Regions from separate parts of the Homo sapiens genome. Here regions 1 and 2 are each linked to region 3. Evidence: read pairs that join two places in POLR2A ChIA-PET (ENCODE). Cell type or tissue: B cell. All regions are shown on one strand.

Evidence for each region. ChIA-PET counts read pairs that join two places held together with the same protein. Peaks named below come from ENCODE experiments on the same cell type or tissue, not always from the same donor. Only the 100,000 strongest peaks of a DNase experiment are listed, where the experiment ranks them.
Region 1: POLR2A ChIA-PET joins it to region 3 with 7 read pairs; 12 of 35 experiments call an interaction of 5 or more read pairs at or near these places.
Region 2: POLR2A ChIA-PET joins it to region 3 with 6 read pairs; 6 of 35 experiments call an interaction of 5 or more read pairs at or near these places.

Annotation. Positions count from the first base shown.
Region 1 is chr20:43,726,326-43,731,325 of GRCh38, forward strand. It overlaps GTSF1L (gametocyte specific factor 1 like), which reads right to left and starts at 677. Exons shown (of 1, transcript NM_176791.4): 1 at 1-677. The coding sequence starts at 369. LOC101927200 (a long non-coding RNA gene) reads left to right here and starts at 2,594. Exons shown (of 4, transcript XR_936741.3): 1 at 2,594-2,802. In B cell, no CTCF peak of the experiment used is centred here; a DNase peak (open chromatin) is centred at 2,066; H3K27ac peaks cover 361 bases.
Region 2 is chr20:43,468,641-43,473,640 of GRCh38, forward strand. It overlaps the pseudogene RNU6-1251P. Among named protein-coding and RNA genes, the nearest start is that of SRSF6, 13 kb to the left of the region's middle. In B cell, no CTCF peak of the experiment used is centred here; no DNase peak of the experiment used is centred here.
Region 3 is chr20:43,676,822-43,681,821 of GRCh38, forward strand. MYBL2 (MYB proto-oncogene like 2) reads left to right here. Exons shown (of 14, transcript NM_002466.4): 3 at 4,963-5,000. Among named protein-coding and RNA genes, the nearest start is that of MYBL2, 12 kb to the left of the region's middle. RefSeq lists an enhancer at 1,089-1,779. In B cell, CTCF peaks have their summits at 4,725 (motif pointing right) and 4,929; a DNase peak (open chromatin) is centred at 4,980; H3K4me3 peaks cover 626 bases; H3K27ac peaks cover 2,139 bases.

The DNA.
Region 1 (5,000 bases), 50 kb after region 3:
TTGAGGAAAAAAAGTCTTAAGGACAAACACATGCTGGCAATTAGCGCCATCGACATTCCAGATATCGGGGCTGGGAAGGCAGGGTGAGACCTGCTGGGTGTCATCGTTCTGCTCTGAACTAGGAGGACTGACTTTCAGAGGGTTCTCGGTGTCCTCTTCTTCCACAGCGCTCCTGTTGACACAAACAGCCTCATGTTCCTCCAGATTTTTGATGGGGACCACGTGGCAGGCGTTGTATTTGCAGGTGGCCATCTTTTTGGCTTTCTTGGGGTTCTTTCTCCTGCACGATGCCAGGTGGTACTGGAATCTGCTGAGTGGGATTCGGTGGTGAGGATCATAAGGGCAAATTTCAAAGGCTTCTGGCTCCATGAGAAATTCTTGAAGCAGGGTATCTCACTGCTAGAGTCTAACGGAAATGCTTCTTGTGGAGAAGCCCTTTTGTAAGAAGGATGGAGTTGTCCTCTGCCCAGTTTTGGCCCTTGGGATTCTGTAGGTGACGGTCTTAACTTGTGGTCTGTTCTCTAGGACTGTGAGTGGTGGATTAGAAGAGAGATGAGGAGCTGCCAAAAGCAGCTACACAGAGAACAGAGTTAGCAAATGGCACCCGAGACAGAACTATAGCAGATGCAAGAGCCAAAAACCCACAGCCGCTTGACTCACGGATATACTATGATGTCAAGCTGCAGTCACCGGTGGTCACAATGGGCAGCCTAAGTCATCAGGAAGAGGCTATTGTGCACTGCTTGGGAGGGGTGGATGGCTTTGGGAATGCTGCCATCTAAAATTGCTCATGGATGTATGTTGTGACTTAAGTCTTTTAACTGTACGTATTTGTTTTTTGTTTTTGTTTTTGTTTTATTTGAGACAGAGTCTCGCTCTGTTGCCAGGCTGGAGTACAGTGGTGCGATCTTGGCCCACTGCAATCTCCGCCTCCCAGGTTCAAGTGATTCTCCTGCCTCAGGCTCCCGAGTAGCTGGGATTACAGGCACCTGCCATCATGCCCGGCTAATTTTTTGTATTTTTAGTAGAGACGGGTTTCACCATGTTGGCCAGGCTGGTCTTGAACTCCTGACCTCAGGTGATCCACCCGCCTCAGCCCCCCAAAGTGCTGGGATGATAGGTGTGAGCCCCTGCGCTTTGCCAGGGCTGGTTTTTGGATGTGATTCTCAGGGCCGTCTTTCTTTACCCTTCTGCTCTGCTGAGGCCCACAGCAGCCTAGTCTCCTTGGGTGTGGGGGAAGGGTTTAAATCTATTCATATATCGCAGAAGGTGAAGCCTTTTGGTGTTCAGCTTAACATGGGAAACATTTCCTATAAAACGCCCCATCTTAGGTCGACCCTGCCGTTGTCCCTCACAGAACTGGACCAAAGTCTGAATGGACGCAATTGACACATATCTCAGGGTGTTAGTGGTTTTGGTCCTCTGACATTCTATTTACATGTCTGGTGTTAGGTAGGATTTCTTCTAAAAATTGGCCTGGAGCTCCTTCCCACCCCCCACCCTGTTAAATTGTTTCTCAAGATCTGAGTGACAGTAGAGAAATACCATATTCCTGAATAGGAAGACTCAAAATCATAAATGAATATTCTCTGTAAACTAAATTACATAAATTACATAGTCATCCTAAATTGATACATAAATATAATGCAATTCCAAATAATTTTTGTAGCTTTATGTGCTGATATCTGATAGAGCAAGTCTCTGCTTGTTATTAGTTTTCCCCCCAAAAGCCTTGACTATCTTCAAGGATTTGTTATTCTAGATCATGTGTCAACAAACTATGGGCCCATGATTCAAATCCAGATGGCTATCTGCTTTTGTAAATAAAGTTTTATTGAAGCACAGCCACACCCATTTGTTTATATATTGTCCATTGGCTGCTTTTGAGCTAGATTTGAGTAGTTGCAACAGAATCCAGATGACCTAGAAACCTCTAATGTTTTCTGTCTGGCCCATTATAGAAAAAGCTCACCCATCCTATTCTTGGTGGTGGTTAAGGAAGCTGACTGTATTCAAATTCTACCTCCTGCCACTTACCAGCCATGTGACCTTGGGGAAGGTGTGTGTGTGAGTGTGTGTGTGTGTATGTGTGTGTGTGTGTTTCCTGGTATTTACTAAGCTCTATTGATGGTGTCTTTTCAGGTAGGCTTTGTAGTTTTCTTTCTATTTTTTGCACGTTAAAAAAAAATTAATCTATGATGCTTTATGGTTTTTTCTTTTTCTTTTTTTTTTGTCATTGTAAATGACACTTTTTCCATCTCTCCACATCCTAGCTATGGTGTTCAGCCTTTTTTGAGAATTGAAGTGATTGGCTTTGTCTACATTGTTACATAATTGCAACTGATCATACATGTGGGATGTCTTGTTACTATCATATGACATGCAGACAATTTAGCAACATGACACTCACTGATGTCATAGTAAGAAATTGTAATGGGAACCCAGGTATAGACAAAAGATTAGACAAAGGATTCTAAAAAAAGGCATCTTTCATAACTACACCATTTATTCTGGGTGTGCCAGTCAGGATAGGCAAGGTTAGGCTGCAATAACGTACAGTGCCAAAACTTCAGTAGCTTAAAACAACGAAGGCTTATGAGTCACTTTCAAGTCTAAAGCAGGTTTCTGGGTTGGGGAGGGGTATTGGGGATCTGCTCCTTGTGGTTAATGGAGCCAGGCTGATGGAGCCTCCATAGCAACACTTGCTTCCTTCTAGAAGAAGGAAGAGGATGTGGGGAGTCATGCGCGAGCTTCCACCAGGAAATGATAAACATCACTTCCGCTACTGTTTCATGGTTCAAAGTAAGTCCTACCTAACTTCAAAGAGCAAGGAGGTACGGTCTTTCCACATGCCCAGAAGGAGGAGAATAGGAACTTTGGGAAGTCCTGAGGGCTTCCCCAGTCTGCCCTTCTCGTCACCAGCATTCATTTCTCTTTTCTCCACACACACGGAGCATATTCTTCCCCATGGAAGAAAACCCAAAGTCCTAGCTCAGAGTGGGGGATCAATGGCTTACTCAGTGCTCTCCTGGGGCTTCTTGAGATCTTGAGATCTGGCTCTTACCCCAGACCAGTGGAATTCTAGTGCCTCAAACCAAGCTGGCTCCTATGAGGAGTATGAGGCCAAGAAGTTGTGTTCCCTGTACCCCAACCCACTCACCCTAGGGATAGCTCCTGGTTTGCTCTGCTGAGTGTCCTTGGTAAACTGTACCTTCCATATCATGCATGTAACACAGAGCCCATTTTCTTCAAGCCTACAGCCCACTATTAAAGGAAATATGGTCGGGTGCAGTGGCTCACTCCTATAATCCCAGCACTTTGGGAGGCTGAGGTGGGCGGATTGCTTGAGCCCAGCAGTTCGAGACCAGCCTGGGCAACATGGCAAAACCGTATCTCTACAAAAAATACAAAAATTAGCCTGCTGTGGTGGTGCGTGCCTCTAGTTCCAGCTACTCGGGAGGATGAGGTGGGAGGATCGCTTGGGAAGTTGAGGCTGCAGTGAGCCTAAATTGTGTTACTGCACTCCAGCCTGGGCAGCAGAGTGAGACCCTGTCTCAAAAAATATATTAAAATAATTTTTTTTTGAGACGGAGTCTCGCACTGTCGCCCGGGCTGGAGTTCCGTGGTGCGATCTCCGCTCACTGCAAGCTCTGCCTCCTGGGTTCACGCCATTCTCCTGCCTCAGCCTCCCGAGTAGCTGAGACTACAGGCGCCTGCCACCACGCCCGGCTAATTTTTTGTATTTTTAGTAGAGATGGGGTTTCACCGTGTTAGCCAGGATGGTCTCCATCTCCTGACCTTGTGGTCCGCCCACCTCGGCCTCCCAAAGTGCTGGGATTACAAGCGTGAGCTACCATGCCTGGCCTAAAATAATATTTTTTAAAAGGAACTATAGTGTTGTCCTTACTGGGAGTTAACAGGGAGTTCAGCATCTGCTCTTCCACACCCCCAAGCCTGGTGCAGTGTCTGCCAATGATGCTGATAGCAATCTTCTTTTTTTCTTTTTGGGATACAGTCCCTCTCTGTCACCCAGGCTGGAGTGCAGTGGCAAGATTTAGTCTCACTCCATCTCAAACTCCTGAGCTCAAGTGATCCTCCCACCTCAGCTTCCGGATTGCTGGGACTTACAGGGGCCAGCCATGACACTCGGCTGATTTTTTTATTTGTTGTAGAGATATAGTCTCTCTATGTTGCTCAGGCTAGTCTTGAACTCCTGTGCTCAAGTGATCCTCCCACTTTGGCCTCCCAAAGGTCTGGGAATTACAGGCGTGAGCCACCATGCCCGGCTGACAGTGACTTTTTAATCCCTAGTGCCATAGTCTTTTTCATGCTTCCGACCAGAGGTGGCCCAGGCTGGAGTCTTCAGGCTTCTGTAATTCTGGTTGTCTTTGATCGTTTGTGGTTTATTGTCCTTGAAAAATTATTTGCGAGGGTTTCCAAAGCCTAGGTTACATGTGCCTGGCTGAGAGAGGCTTTTAAATTCTGCATATGGAGATCACAATGAAAGCACTGTATCCGTCATTGAAATCCACATAATGAGGAGTAAGACATTGCTGTTGCAGGTTTCTTTGTGACCACGCACCTATTAGTGTGGCAGGCTGAGATTCAGTCCATTATGGAGAGAGGGAAGGCTGGGGTTGTTTGTGCTTCTTCTTTTTTTTTTTGAGATGGAGTCTCACTCTGTTGCCCGGGCTGGAGTGCAGTGGTGTGATCTCGGCTTACTGCAACCTCTGCCTCCCGGGTTCAAGCAATTCTCCTGTCTCAGCCTCCTGAGTAGCTGGGATTACAGGTGCCCGCCACTATGCCCTGCTAATTTTTTGTATTTTTAGTAGAGATGGGGTTTCACCATGTTGGCCAGTCTGGTCTCGAACTCCTGACCTCGTGATTCGCCTGCCTCGGTCTCCCAAAGTGCTGGGATTACAGGCGTGAGCCACCGCGCCCGGCTGTTTGTGCTTCTAATGGACATCTTGAATGGTCCTCAAGCCTGCAGCCTCCTCCTG
Region 2 (5,000 bases), 210 kb before region 3:
ACTTCTTGGGGGCTGGGCATCGTGGCTCATGCCTGTAATCCCAGCACTTTTGGGAGGCTGAGGTAGGCAGATGACTTGAGCCCAGGAATTCAAGACCAGCCTGGGCAACATAGGGAGACCCTGCTTCTACAAAAAAATAGAAAAATTGGCCAGGCATGGTGGCAGGTGCCTGTAGTCCCAGCTACTTGGGAGGCTGAAGTGGAGGATCACCTGGGCCCTGGAGGTGGAGGCTGCAGTGAGCCGAGATCACGCCTCTGCACTCCAGCCTGGGTGACAGAGCAAGACTGTCTCAAAAAAAAGAAAAAACAGAAAACTACGTGGGGGCGAGTGCGGTGTCCCACACCTATAGGAAGCCAAGGTGGGAGGAGTTCAAGGAGTTGAAGGCCAGGAGTTCAAGACCAGCCTGGGTAACTTAGCAAGACCCCATTTGAACGTCTTTTTTGTCATAATGGCAACCATTGATTATTTTTGCCTAGATACATTAAACCATGGACTTGTGGCTTTAAACATTTATTTCAATCCATTGCAGCTCGTCTTATCAATGCTACCTTTTTATTTTTTTCTTTTTTGAGTTAGGGTCTCACTCTGTTACTTAGGCTGGAATACAGTGGCATGATCACGGCTCACTGCAGCCTTAACCTCCTGGGGTCAAGCCATCCTCCCACCTCAGCCTCCCAAGTAGCTGGGACTACAGGCACATGCCACCACGCCTGGCTAATTTTTGTATTTTTTGTAGGGACGGAGTTTCGCCATGTTAGCCAGGCTGCTTTTGAACTCCTGAGCTCAAGCAATCTGCCTGCCTCTGCCTCCCAAAGTGTTGGGATTACAGAGGTGGGCCACTGTGCCTGGCCTTCTAATCAATGATACCTAATTCTGTCTTCGGTCAGTGGAACTCAACTCAATTTGTCTCCTGAGTCCTTTTGAAACTATTCTAATCTTGTCAGTTTCCTCGCTTTCTGGTATGGTAAGATTTCCAGCATCATGTTGTACATTTTCAGTCCAGATCTGAAATCAGTCATTTCTCCAAGGAGCCCTGGTTTTGTTGGAAATGGTATTTAGCAACCAGTCTGGGCAATAAGCAAATTCATTGCCACTTGTTTGGTCATAGGCCTTTTCGGTGGACAGAGCTAGGAAAATATTACCTGATTCTCCCTCTAGCCACACAAATCATGTTACCTTCTGGTCATCTGAAGGTCCTCTCTTCTCCAAGCGGAAACCCTCTCAACCCTGCCTCAGTCAGTGCCACAGTTTTGAATCTCCTAACTATATGTTGTCTTTCTGCACTCTTAATTTGTGAGTGCCACTCTTTTTTTTTTTTTTTTTTTCTGAGGCGGAGTCTTGCTCTGTTGCCCAGGCTGGAGTGCAATGGCGCGATCTCAGCTCACTGCAAGCTCCGCCTCGCGGGTTCACGCCATTCTCCTGCCTCAGCCTCCCAAGTAGCTGGGACTACAGGCACCCGCCACCACGCCTGGCTAATTTTTTTTGTATTTTTGGTAGAGACGGGGTTTCACCATGTTAGCCAGGATGGTCTCGATCTCCTGACTTCATGATCCGCCCGCCTCGGCCTCCCAAAGTGCTGGGATTACAGGCATGAGCCACCGTACCCGGCGTTGTGTGTGCCACTCTTACAGAGTGGTGTCCACTGGTAGACAAAGCACTCCAGGTTTGCTCTAACCTGCTCAAAGCAGAGCAGTACATGGCTTCCCTGCCTGGATATATGGTTCCTCAGCTGACTTCTGGGCCGTTTCTGGCAAAGGGATAAGAGGATTAAAAGGAAACTGTTTCTCTAAGATCCTGCAGCCTCTTTTCCGCGCCGTCAGAGGGTTTAAAGCAGATAATGTGTCATCTTGCTCTGAATAATGAGTAGAGGAAGAAGGAAAATTCAGAGCCTAACTTTCAATGTGATTCTAGAGTACACAACAGCACTATAAATGGAATGAGTAAATAAATACCTCAAATTATAGTTTTCATCCACCTTGACCATTGCCTGCAGACCTAGCAGTAACTCAAGTCCAGACAACAGTGTGGCTGTGATCATAATAAGATGATCAGTGCTCACTAGTGTTTTCAGGAAGTTTTTCAGGAAGCCCTCGAAAAGTATAGCACCATGAGTCATCATAGTCCAACTCATATTCAGTAAGCGTTTATTAAAAACTTTGGCCGGGCGCAGTGGCTCACACCTGTAATCCCTGCACTTTGGGAGGCCGAGGCGGGTAGATCGCTTGAGGTCAGGAGGTCAAGACCGGCCTGGCCAACAGGGCGAAACCCCATCACTACTAAAAATACAAAAATTAGCTGGGCATGGTGGTGGGCGCCTGTAATCCCAGCTAGTCCAGAGGCTGAAGCAGGAGGATCACTTGAACCCAGGAGGCAGAGGTTGCAGTAAGCCAAGATCACCCCACTGCACTCCATCCTGGGCGACAGAGCAAGACTCTGTCTCCAAAAAAAAAAAAAAAAATGCCTTACCAGATGTGTGGTAGATTACATTACTATAAGAAATATTTATTGTCTCCCTTTTCTGCATTTATGAGTACTTCCCTCACTTGATGTTGGCCAATGGAATTTAGCAGGCATGATCTATTTGGTAGGCTGAATGATGCCCTCCCCCACCCCCCAAAAGGTCCACGAGCTAATCTCCAGAACCTGTGAATATGTAACTTAACATTGTAAAAGACACTTTGCAGATGTAATTAAATAACGTTCTGGAGATGTAATTATCTGGCTAGGCCCAGTGTAATCACAAAGGGAGGCTTTTTTTTTGACTCTCCAGCCTCCCTTATAATCTAGAGAGGCTGGAGAGTCAAAAATCAGAAAAAGTTGGTGTAAAAATGGAAGCAACAGTAGATTGGAGATGCTCTACTGTCAGCTCTGAAGATGGACGGAGCCACGGAACAAGGAAACGGATTCTCCCTAAGGGAGCACAGCCCTGCCGACTCCCTGACTGGGCCCATGCCTCCCTCCCTCCCTTGATTGGCCCAGTGAAACCCATTTCTGACTTTTGACCTCCAGAACCATAAGACAATAAATTTGTGTTATTAGGTTGGTGTAAATGTAATTGCAGTTTTTGCCATTACTTTGAAAATATTTTAGGCCGGGCGCTGTGGCTCACGCCTGTAATCCCAGCACTTTGGGAGGCCGAGGAGGGCGGATCACGAGGTCAGGAGATCGAGACCATCCTCACTAACATGGTGAAACCCCGTCTCTACTAAAAATACAAAAAATTAGCCAGGAGTGGTGGCGGGCACCTGTAGCTCCAGCTACTCGGGAGGATGAGGCAGGAGAATGGCGTGAACCTGGGACTCGGAGGTTGCAGTGAGCCGACATGTGCCACTGCACTCCAGCCTGGGTGACAGAGCAAGACTCCATCTCAAAAAAAAAAAAAAAAAAAATTTTAGACCACCAAGTTTGTGGTAATTTGTTACCAAAGCTCCAGAAAAATTATTACAACACAGCTAAAGCCTTAAGACACACTTGCACACCTGGGCTTGCTCTCCTGCATCCCAGCTGTCTCCATGAGAATAATACACCTCAGCCAGCCTGCTGGTCCAAGAGGACAAGAGACAGGCTGGCCAGAGCTGCCTGTGAGCCTTGGCCACCAGCTCGAAGCAGAACCCAGCCAGATCAGCCAACCTGCAGAAATGTGAAAAGTAAAAATGTAGTGGTGTGTGCTACTCAGTTTTGGGGGTTAGGGACAATGATAGCTAACTGATACGGGGTGCTAGGCAACTCCACATATGTCCCTGCAATAACTATACGTGGTAGAAACTGTTACCCAGCATTTTACAGATGATGAAACAGGTCAGGTAAACCCACATGCCCAAAGTCACACACAAGGCAGCATTCTGAAGTTCAGTCGTTTCATTTTGCCTAAATGAATATGAGAGATATCTTCCATTTTTCCATCCCAATTCCCTATCCGCCTGTCTGAGCCTCAGGAAACTAGCCTCATGACTTCCTCCACACACTTCCCTGCCCTCTGGTTTCTGAGTGGGACGTGGAGAGAGGGAGGAGATGGAAGTTGGGGTCTTTATTCCCACAGCACCCCACCCCTACCCCCGCAGACTTAACTAAGGCTGGCAGTGGCCTTCAACCAAAGGCCATAGTGTCTGGTGTACACAGCCCTCTTGTTCCAAGTCCCGGTAACCACTGCCTCCCCTTGTCCTAGCCCCTCCGTCTTACGCTAACCATTGTAATTTTTCTACATCCTGCCCACACCATTATAAATAAGTTAATGATTTATTGTGTCGTCTTCAAATTACTGAAGTGGGGAGTGTGCCTTCTGTTTCCTGTTGTGACGCTGCAGATAATAGCAAGTAAGTTAAACAGTAAGTAAATATTTCCTATTTCAGAGGAATATAAAACATCACACTTAGTGCTTGCTTCAGCAGCATATATACTAAAATTGGAACGATACAGAGAAGATTAGCATGACCCCTGCGCAAGGATGGCACGCAAATTTGTGAAGCATTCCATATTTTAATTAAAAATTATTTAAAAAATAAAGAATAAATATCGGGGGTAGATATGCAGGCAGGACGGGGCAAAGCTCTGAGGGGTAGGGTATGCAGGTCAGCATTATCTAGTTGCAATGGTTATGTTGGGTAATGGGCCACCTGGTGGTCTAGCTGGAGGCAACAAGGCTGTAAATCAATTGTTCATTCTTTCCTGAGATGGGACACTCTCAACCTTGGTTTGATATTCTGGATCTCCTAAGGCCAGTTCCTGGAATTATTTAAATAAAAGGCATGGTTAAACATTAAGAGAGCACAGAAGAACAATATAGAATGGCTGGACTAGGTGTGGTGGCTCACACCTGTAATCACTTTGGGAGGCTAAGGCAAGAGGATCACTTGAGCCTAGGAGTTCGAGACCAGCCGGGGCAACGTAGTGAGACCCTGTCTCTACAAAAGAATTAAAAATTAGGCAGGTGTGGTGGCGTGCACCTGTAGTCCTGTAGGTCTAAAACTGGCCTGTTTGGAGATTTGGTTATTATTTCACTC
Region 3 (5,000 bases):
TTGTTTTGTTTTCAACCCATAGTTAACATCATAGATGTCTTTAATTTTAGGATTGGGTTTTTTTTTTTGTATTGTATTATTTGTATTGCTTTTGTTTTTTGTTTTTAAATAGAGAAGAGGGTCTTGCTATGTTGCCCAGGCTGGTCTCCTGGGCTCAAGCAATCTTCCTGCCTTGGCCTCCCAAAGTGTTGGGATTACAGGCAGAAGCCACCATGACTAGCTTGTTTTGTTTTTTCTAAAACTTGCTGTGTGAGTGGTAAACTCCTTTTAAATCATGAAAGATGTTTTTCCAGATGCGTGCTAAGCAAACCTTTTCTGCTCATCCTGTTGTGGACCAGGGACTATATTTGGCTCTTGTGGGCTTAGAAGAATAAACAAGACCAAGTTCCTACCCCAGAGCAGATTTCTCTCTGGAATGGAGAGATAAGACCGTGTGCAGGTCCCTGGAATGTGCTGTGGTCATCCGCGGCACCGGTAGGATCAGTGTCTGTTGGTGCTCACTGTTGTAGCTCTGGGCACCTGCTAATTGTAAGATGAGTGGATGGCAAGTACCTTTAGAAGGAGAGATTACTGCTGCCTGAAGAGGTTAAGGAAACTTATGTGGAGAAAGTGACCTTTGAGCTAAGGATGAGGATTTGGAAATTTAGCAGTGAGGGAAGACCTACAGTGTGCAAAAAGTGGGTAAGTCAGATCAGGAAAGGGGCTATAGGTGGAGAAAAGCCAGTACAGGAGGCCAGTTTGGTGGGAGGGAAGGGTCCTTGAAGGGGAGAAATGGTTGACGGAGATGGCCGCCCGGCCACCCCTACTGGGAAGTGAGGAGCCCCTCTGCCTGGCCAGCCGCCCCGACTGGGAGGGAGGTGGGGGGGTCAGCCCCCTGCCTGGCCAGCCACCCCGTCCGGGAGGTGAGGGGCGCCTCTGCCCGGCCGCCCCTACTGGGAAGTGAGGAGCCCCTCTGCCCGGCCACCACCCCGTCTGGGAGGTGTACCCAACAGCTCATTGAGAACGGGCCATGATGACAATGGCAGTTTTGTGGAATAGAAAGAGGGGAAAGGTGGGGAAAAGATTGAGAAATCGGATGGTTGCCGTGTCTGTGTAGAAAGAGGTAGACATGGGAGACTTTTCATTTTGTTCTGTACTAAGAAAAATTCTTCTGCCTTGGGATCCTGTTGATCTATGATCTTACCCCCAACCCTGTGCTCTCTGAAACGTGCTGTGTCCACTCAGGGTTAAATGGATTAAGGGCGGTGCAAGATGTGCTTTGTTAAACAGACGCTTGAAGGCAGCATGCTCGTTAAGAGTCATCACCACTCCCTAATCTCAAGTACCCAGGGACACAAACACTGCGGAAGGCCGCAGGGTCCTCTGCCTAGGAAAACCAGAGACCTTTGTTTACTTGTTTATCTGCTGACCTTCCCTCCACTATTGTCCTGTGACCCTGCCAAATCCCCCTCTGCGAGAAACACCCAAGAATGATCAATAAAAAAATAAATAAAGAAAGAAAGAAAGAAAGAAAAAAAAAAAAAAAGAAAGGATACACTGGGGCTGATTCCTCGAGGGCCTTGAATGTTGGGCTTAGAAGCTGTAGGATTGTTCAGCTCTCAATGCAGAGCCAGGTTAGCTTGGTTTTTGGATTGTTTTTTCTAACTCTGAACTGGACAAAGATGGAAGGTTTTTAATGCAGGGAGTGATGTGAATGTAGCCGGGCTTCAGGGGAGTTCATCTGCTGTGTGGGGGATCGATAAGAGAGATGGGTGGCCTGGCGCGGTGGCTCACGCCTGTAATCCCAGCACTTTGGGAGGCTGAGATGGGTGGATCACCTGAGATTAGGAGTTCCAGACCAGCCTGGCCAACATGGCTGAATCCTGTCTCTACTAAAAATACAAAAAATTAGCTGGGTGTGGTTGTGGGCACCTGTAATCCCAGCAATTTGGGAGGCTGAGGCAGGAGAATCACTTGAACCCAGAGGCGGAAGTTGCAGTGAGCTGAGATCGCACCATTGCACTCCAGCCTGGACAACAAGAGCAAAACTCCGTCTCAAAAAAAAAAAAAAAAAGAAAAAAACATATAGAGCACAGGCTGGGGCTGAGAGACCAGTGCTGAGGGAGTGGGAGAGGGCGCTGTGCCAGGCAAGCAAGAGGTGGCTGTGGAGAGGGCAGTGCGGGGATGGAGCTGACCACGTTGGGGAGTCCCAGGGTGGGTGGGAAGAATGTAAGTTTGGAAATGATAGTATCCAGGTCAGTTGTCAGGGAGAGTGGTGGTGCCAGAGATGGACTGGGGAACACAGAAGGAAGCAGGTAAGAGCCTGGCCAGGGCAGGGAGGGGACATGGTATAGGTAGGGAAGGGTGTCCTGGGCTGGCTCACCCAGAGAATTTATGGTGACTTTGCCCAGCCTGTGCTGGTTCTGGCCAAGCTGTAGTTGAGGGCTTTGATACCTGTCGTGGGCCACGTTGTGACCAATTTTTCTGTCTAGGAGCATGTATACATATATACACATATAAATTTGTATGTGTGACAAAACCACCTCACTTTAAATTTATCCCCTTTTCCTCCCCCTTAAATCTACCCCTTAACCATCTTTAACTTTGTAGTTCAGTGGTGTTAAGTATTTTCAGATTGTTTTGCAAAAGATCTCTAAAACTTTTTCATCTTTGAAATTGGAAACGAGGCTGAGTGTGGTGGTTTATGCCTGTAAACCGAGTACTGTGGGAGGCCGAAGCGGGAGGATTGCCTGAGTGTAAGAGTCCTAGACCAGCTTGGAAAACATAGCAAGACCCTATCATTAAAAACAAAACAAAAAATACCCACCAACTTGGTGGGTCACGGTGGCTCAGGCCTGTAATCCCAGCACTTTGGGAGGCCGAGGCAGGAGATTGCTTGAGGCAGTCTAGACCAGCCTGAAGAACATGTGAGATCCTGTCTCTACAACAAAAAAATGAAAATTAGCCAGGCCTGGTGGTGTGTGTCTGTGGTCCCACCTACTTGGGAGGCTGAGGTGGAAGGATCACTTGAGCCCATGAGGTTGAGGATGCGGGGTGGGCTGTGTTTGCACCACTGCACTCTAGCTTGGGTGACCAAGAGAGACCCTATCTCAAAAAAAAAAAAAGGATGGAAAACTGAAACTAATTAAACATGAATTCACTCTCCTCCCACCCTCCAGCCCTTGGCAGCTATCTTTCTACTCTGTTTCTGTGATTTTGACTATTTTATTTATTTATTTTATTTTTTCAAGACAGAGTCTTGCTCTGTTGCCCATGCTGCAGTGCAATGGCATGATCTTAGCTCACTGCAACCTCTACTTCCCGGGTTCAAGTGAATCTTCTGCTGCAGCCTCCCGAGTAGCTGGGATCACAGGCGCCTGCCACCACGCTGGGCTAATTTTTGTATTAGTAGAGACGAACTTTCACCATGTTGGCCAGGCTGGTCTCAAACTCCTGACCTCAGGTGATCCACCTGCCTCGGCCTCCTGAAGTGTTGGGGTTAAAGGCATGAGCCACTGCTCCCTGCCTGATTTTGACTATTTTAGATGCTTCCTGTGAGTGGAATCCTGAGTATTTGCCCTGTCTGGCTATTTGACTTAGCATAGTGTCCTCAGCTTTCATCCATGCTGTAGCATGTGTCAGAATTCTCTCGACTGAGTAATATCCATTGTTTATATGCATGACATTTTCTTTCTTTTTTCTTTTGTTTGAGATGGAGTCTCACTCTTGCTCTGTTGCCGAGGCTGGAGTGCAGTGGCATGATCTCGGCTCACTGCAACCTCCGCCTCCCAGGTTCAAGCAATTCTTCCTCATCCTCCCGAGTAGCTGGGATTACAGGCACCCACCACCACACCTGGCTAATTTTTGTATTTTTAATAGAGATGGGGTTTCGCCATATTGGCCAGGCTGGTCTCGAACCCCTGACCTCGTGATCTGCCCACCACGGCCTCCCAAAGTGCTGGGATTACAGGTGTGAGCCACTGCGCCTGGCTTGACATTTTCTTTATATATTAATTGATTTGACTGAGGAAAACTTTATATATAATTAACTACAACCATTTGTAGTACAATTCAGTAGAACCACCAGCACAGCCGGGCTATAGGACATTTCCATTGTCCCCAAGACATTCCTTGCCCCCCTTTGCTGTTCATCCCTTTCCACCACTGGCCTCAGACAACCACTTTTTGTCCCTATAGCTTAGTTTACATTTTCTAGAACTTCATGTGCATGGAATCATACGGCATGTACCCTCCTGTGTCTGGCTTCTTTCACACATCATAGTGACACTGAGATTCATGTTATCGCGTGAATTGGTAGTTCATTTCGGGAGGCTATTTTGATAGATACTAGCCTGTCTTCTAACTACTCTTGTTTTTGCCCAGACCTCCAGCTTCTAGTGCTGAATCACTGTCAGCTCTGGCCTGAGTTCAGTAATGACCTCCTTATGTCCGCTCGGCTCCCTTCCAGCCCCTTTCCCACCCTGTAGCAGGCAAAGAGAACTTTACAAAGTTCTCTTCATAGAACGTTTGACTGTGACCACCCACTCTTCAAACACATCAGTGGTTTTGCATGATAGATGGTTGAACTGATGCTGCGAATGGTCTGGCCCCTATGGTTCCCTCCAAAATCATCTTGGATCTGTTTTGCTTCCTCCATTTTAGCTATTCTGCATTTCCTTGGAACCTGTCCCTTAGTGTCCCTGAGTAGGCAGTCACCACGTACCTCTCCATATCTCCCAGCAGGGGGTGGCTTTACTTTTGTTCCTGTGAGCCTTCCATTGGCAGCTGGCTCCCTCCCATGAGATCAGGGGCAGCTCTTTTGCTGCCTGCTGCTGCAGCTGTAGTGCCTGGCACCTTGTACGTATTCACTTCATGACGGAATGGATGAACGAGGCTGTTCTTTTAGATTGGGCTCTGTCACGGGCAGCCCTGAGGTTTTCTGCACGTATGTGTGCTGAGCCCCTGTCTTTCTGGTGTTGGCAGGACGAGCAGCTGAGGGCCCTGGTGAGGCAGTTTGGACA